Regions from separate parts of the Homo sapiens genome. Here region 2 is linked to region 1. Evidence: chromatin contacts called from ENCODE Hi-C data. All regions are on one chromosome and are shown on one strand. Each heading gives the region's core, a stretch centred on a gene start or an enhancer-like site at or near the end of the contact. The rest is flanking DNA. Distances are from core to core; before and after follow the strand shown.

Evidence for each region. A loop is a pair of places that touch in the nucleus more often than their neighbours do. Pooled maps may share reads with other maps.
Region 2: a loop to region 1 is called in a pooled map, with 2.6 times the contacts of the local background. The contact joins two enhancer-like sites. A Hi-C loop is called at or near these places in 3 of 37 single-sample maps with no recorded cell type and 2 of 50 pooled maps.

What each region holds. Positions count from the first base shown.
Region 1 is chr7:69,737,025-69,739,958 of GRCh38, forward strand. All of the region lies in intron 1 of AUTS2 (activator of transcription and developmental regulator AUTS2), which reads left to right. Among named protein-coding and RNA genes, the nearest start is that of AUTS2, 140 kb to the left of the region's middle. Within about 2 kb of position 1,509, at least 3 of the 41 ENCODE cell types and tissues checked have a DNase peak (open chromatin) inside an H3K27ac peak, as active enhancers do.
Region 2 is chr7:70,680,705-70,683,638 of GRCh38, forward strand. The region is part of intron 5 of AUTS2 (activator of transcription and developmental regulator AUTS2); the gene reads left to right. Among named protein-coding and RNA genes, the nearest start is that of GALNT17, 450 kb to the right of the region's middle. RefSeq lists enhancers at 13-938, 939-1,864. Within about 2 kb of position 1,392, at least 5 of the 41 ENCODE cell types and tissues checked have a DNase peak (open chromatin) inside an H3K27ac peak, as active enhancers do.

The DNA.
Region 1 (2,934 bases), core at 259-2,758:
TGCTGCATGCCTGGCTTCATTTGTTATTGAGAGCAGGAGTGCTCTAGGAAAGGGGTACAGATTTTCCATTTTGCTGTAGACTCTACCCCTCTCAGTTTTTCCATGGGAGTCAACTTTACTCAAAGTCCTGCACTGTAGATGCTTGAATTGGTGACATCCTTCTATGTTGTGCGAGTGTATAGATTGTTTTTTTTGTTTCTTTTTTGAGTAATATCAACCATTTAACTCAATTGAATAATAACAAGAGGCTAACATTTATCAAATGCTATTAATGTACCAAGTACTGTGCTAAGTGCTTGTAATATGTTTGTTTATATATTCTTTACAATTATCCTAATTGTATAGATGAGGAAGAAATTGAGGCAAAGAGAGGTTAGATAACTTGCTCAAGGCCACCTAGCTAGTAAAAGTCGGGCAGAGTCACTGTGGTGTCCTCAGAAGCAAGTCCCTGCTTGGGCTAGCATTTTTGCCTAGTCCGGGTTATCTCCAGAACCTGGTCTGCTCCTCATTCCCATATCCCATTAGGAACAGTGGGCATCAGTTGCAAAAGTAGATGACAGTAACACACTCCCTAAGTCCCCAGTCTGCTCCTGGGAGGAGCAGCCTGCCTTGTTCATGGCAGTCATAGCCACAGGGGGATGTTTGAAAGACAGCCCCTTATACAGTGTCTATTGATTTTCTTCACCCTCTTGTTTTGCTCATCCATCCTGTTGTTCTAGGATGCTTATTTGTCATGCATAAAAGCCTTGTTACAGTGAACCCAAACAAGTCATTGACATTTAAAATTAAATTGCAACAGGTATTGTCAATAGCTAAACTGCTCATTGACAGTGCATTGCTAATTGCATTGAGAGAACATCCTAACTGGGTATATTCTGCCAAATCAAATCGGAAACATTGGCTGTCTACCAGCAAATTCATTTTGACTTGCACAGAGTTTGGGGATCCACAGATCCCTCACCAATCTCAAAATACTGTGTTTATGGAAACGCTAATTATTATTTTTTTTTTTGCTGAGGTTCTTTGCAGAGAAGGGGAATTCTGATCATCTTCACTGACTGCTAAGCCAGGAGTCAGAAACTGTGCCTTTGGAAGGGAGAGAACTACAGATTTGGGGTGGAGTAAAGTTCAATGCAAGGGGGTCATTTGGGGAGGTGGGCCATCAGGTTCTTTATCTGTAAATCTAAGCCATATCCTTGGATCCATTTTTTTTTTCCTTCTCTCCTTTTTCATCCCCTTCTCTCTCTTCTATAGGTACATGGGAGGGGGACAAGGGTGGAGACACTTAATTTTTATTAAGCACTGTTCGTGGTATTTTATGTGAATTAATTTGTTTACTTCCCACAATGACCCTGGGGAGCAGATATGCTATCAGGTAAAAAAACTAAGGCACAGAGAGGGTAAAACTCTTCGAAAGAGTCTTGTGGTTAGTCAGCTTCTGTGAGAGTGAGAGTGGGCTGCCCTGAGGCCATCTGTTCCCTCTCCCCAGCTGATATTTTTGTGCTCTCAGGGTAAACATTTAAGCCTGTGAGTTAAACTCAGCCTTGGACTAGCTGAGTTCCTCTGGAGGCCTTGCAAGTAGCAGTTTGGTTGGCAGGGCAATTAAGTATGCTAGGTGCACTGTGCTGAACCCCAGGAGGGAGGGAAGGAATGGAATCTAGTCTTTGCTTGCGTTATACATGCTTATTGGTTTGTGGCAGGCGTGATTGATGCCAGAATCAAAATGACTTAAAGCAGCTTCCCTTGAGAAGCACTACTCTAACGGTTTTTTTTCCTCTTTGTTGCCCTAGGTCCCTTGTGAATAGGATTTAGCTCTGATTCAGCTGCTGCTGTTCTTTTGGTAATCAGTGTGGAGGAAGGAGATGAGGGCTGCTATTAATGGCTTCTTATTTTGCATTCTCCTAATCAGATATCCTGCAGTTATTAGTGTGAATGCAAGATGTTCGGTGGTGTCCCTGGGTGGTTTTCTTAGGTGTACTGGACTGTTAGCTTTCTAAGATGGAATGTTTTATTAGGTTCTGGCCTAGGGGGTTGGTTAGATGGGTGGAGGTTGTTAAAAAGCACTAAAGAAAAGGAATAGGATATAAAACCAATCTTCAGGGGGTGGGAATAACAACCCACCACCTTCACTTCCCTCCCCTCCTGCCCTGAAAACCTTATCTTGCTAATACCCTTCAGATATTAAAAGTGAAATAACAGAGCTATTTACTAGGCAGCTAAATGCAAATTCTCTCCCCCATTAGTTTTAATTAGGATGAAATCATACATTTAAATAACCACTTCTATTACTAATAACTGAACTTCTGATTCACTCTGAACCCAGGCAAATGCCTCTTCTGGTATGAATGGCCCACCTCTGAGTCATTCCGCACCTGCATATTGACACAGCCAGGCTCCTGATGTGGGTACACACATCTGGGATTTAAGGGCATGACTGGCATGTTGAATCTTGGGTATAAAGCTTTCTGCACTATACCCTGGGGACAAACAGGATAGCTCAACTGGAGAATAAAGAGCTTGCAAGCTCAAAAGAAAACAACAACCAAAAATACCTCAACCAAATTCTGCTCTTGCTTCTATCCTACTGTTTCTTTAGGTGTTTAAAGGGCTGTAGTTTTAAAAATCTCCCACCCACCTCATCTTTTTAAGTAAATGTCACAACAGTACTATGTCAATACAGTTGAAAATAAGTATTTGAGTTGAAAGAATTGGCTCTTTGAGGCTTTAACTATCAGATTTGTGCTAATTCTTTACTGTTTCCTTGACATAGTATATGCAGTCTGTGCTAAGAGAGTATGGATGTTGTCGTCGGTGTATAGAATGGTGGCTGTTGTAAACTTCTGTATGTTGGGGAAGGATTGAACCTGCTGTCTGGAGAATTAGAAACCAGCAGCTTGACTTAAATCCCTCAGTGTCACAACCAGCTAATGAAGG
Region 2 (2,934 bases), core at 142-2,641, 940 kb after region 1:
AATGTTGTTTGTGGCCCGATCTTTGTATAAGAAGGAAAACATCATAAATTAAAAGAAAAGCTACCAGCCAACAACTGTATTTTTACCAGCCTCCTCTTCTTCCAGAAAACTCATTGCGAGGAAAATAAATAGCATTCTTTCCCAGCAGCACAACCGAAAGTCTTGTTAGTTATAGGCGAGTGGCTATTTGAAAGCCTGGCTACAATTTTCCTGTTTTACTAACACTTGTAATTAAATCCATCAACTCCCTCTAAGATTCTGTGTAAATACCAGATGCTCCCTACATTTTTTTCTCTCCTGGAGAATATGAAAAGTTGTACATTAGCAGTAGAGGAACTTCAAAGGAGGCACAGACCTGAGTGAAAGTGAAGTTCTGAAGATCCACACTCGCTTCCCTGTGAATTTCTTAGAGTGTTCCAGGGAGGGCAGCCCACCACACTTGGCCAGCACAGGCCCATCCCATCTCTCACCCGAGTGGCGGATGTTAAGTTGACATCCGTGCCCCAGTTCAGGAGCAGATGGCTCTGCGTGGGGCATGGTGGTTTGGGAGAATCCACCCGGGCCTGGCGGGAATCCTGTTGTTGAGGGAGGAGTAGGGCCCTGCCTCCCGCTCCCCGAGGGTTTGCAGCCCGCTTTTCATGTGCTATTGATGCTGCCCCCACCCGCTGTCACTTGGAGTCATTCAGTCAATCACATGGAGAATCAGAGGAGAGGCTTGGGATGGCTCTGGATAAATCCTCCCTCGCTACTGGGGGTGAGAAAATCCTCTTCAGAGCACATGCACTCCTCAGAGGGCATCAGTGTACATATATATATATATATTTTTTTTTTCTTCTGTATGCAAAGAAGAGTAACTTGTTCCCCCAAGGTGAAGGATTTCAGCGGTAGGCAAAGCAACACCACTACCACCCCAACCCGCCCACTTTGCTTTTCCAGAATTAAACGTAGTTGCCTAGAGCTGTCATGACCTACAGAGAAAGCTGAGGAAGTGTTAAGTGAATCATGAAAGCAAATCAACAGACCTGCTGGTATTTAAATTTTAGTGTATTCCAGTGTGGATTTCTTGGTATTTGTAATGCAAAAACTGGGAACGGGGGCTCCACCTCCTCTCCCAGCAGATCCAACCCTATGTTCCAACTTAGTCCCAGCATATTCGACCCCATGTTTTGTGTGAATTTACTTTAAAGTCTTTCACACTCCCGAGGCCGTCAGCAAAGCACTCATATCTTATGGGCAACCCCCAGCCCTCTTCGCTTATAAACTAACTGTCCGTGGCTTTGGGGTTGTTCCCTACCAGTTTTATTGGGCAGGTTGTTAGCTAAGGGATTCATTCTAGAACCAGAGGTTTGAGGCAGACCTCTAAGATCCTCTTGACTCTGAGTGTGTGGAGGAGAGTGAGGGAAAGGACAGAACCCATGGCCCGCGCCACCTCAGCTTCTTTCAGTTTCTATTTGAAACTGAAATCACAGAAGAGCTGTCAGATGGCAGCTGTGCATTTGGTGGAAATGAGAATTCCAGATTTTATGCTAATTCAGTTTCAGGTTCCTTTGAACCTGCAGTTTATGGGGCCGTGCTGAAAACTGCAATCTGTTTTGGATAAAAGAAGGGATTACTAAAGACTTTTTAGTTGTACAAACATTCCCAGCCTCCAAAAGGAAAGGGGGGAGACCAGATTTATTCTTTCATTAAAATTGTCATGTTAAGTTTTCTTCTGCTTTATCAAATAGAAAACTTTTCCTTATTTTGGCAATGATTTTTCTTATTTCAAGTTTTTTTGTTGTTGCCGTGATTTATTTTCATTTCAGTAGCACTCTTTCTCGAACTTCAAAGTCCTTGTCACTTCCTCCCAGAGGCAGGAACACAAAGGTGGTGCCCATGGATGTATCTCATCCTGGCATGTGCTCACCTTCTTCCATTCTCGCAGTGTTGATTGAGGCTGACCCAGATGGTTGTTTCACTTACCTATTATTGCTTTGTAACAAACCACGAATTTGGAGCCTGGAAATACAATGCTGCCATTAGGGCAGGGCTCTGCAGAGAAGCTTCCTCTCTGTTCCACATGGCATCTGCTAAGGCAAGTTCAGCTGGAGCTGGCGGAGCCACACCCAAGATGGCTTCTTCACGTGGCTGGCAAGTTGTCAGGGGCTGTTGGCTGGGAACTCAGCTAGCCCTGTGGTCCCAAGGCCTCAGCTTACTTCCATGTGGTACTGCTTGGGCATCCTTACTATATGGTAACTGTGTTACAAGCTTAAATAACCAGAAGCTGCTGGGCCCAAACTCTGAATCTCCAGCATATCACTTCCTCCTCATTCTATTCATCAAAACAGTCACACGTCAGTCACAAGGACATAAGTTTCACCTTCTAATGGGAGGCATGACATGCACATACAGAATTATTTGGGAGCCATATTTGGAGATGAGCAACCACAATGGTTAATGATATATTTTTTAGAATTTTGATTTTCAGGAGAATGTACCCACGCTCTGTTGTTAGCCATATGGGTTTCTATATTCTGTGAAATCCCAAACTGTTGGCAATTCGTGGAAAGGACTTTGCAGTTTAGTTTTATGTTTGAGATAATGTCTTCATTCTCTTCTGTTTTAGTTGGCAGAGATCTGGTCATTTATTTATTTACTCATTGATCTGACCACTGCGTATCAACCCATCTCTTACATGTGATGCATGAGAATACTGTACTAGATGTTAAGGGCAATGGTGGTGTGTAAGAGTACATCACAGTCCTGGTCCTTGAGTGATTGAATCTACAGACTGCTCTCCAAAGCAGTATCTTGTTCCCAGTGAGGATACGTGTGCCCCTAAAGGAATGGCAGTGTCCAGAGGTGAGCCGAGAAACAACTACATGTTATATATTGTCTTAGATCTATGTTTCCATTAGGAAGCATTCAAGAAAAGCTGTAGTTTGGAGCAGAAGA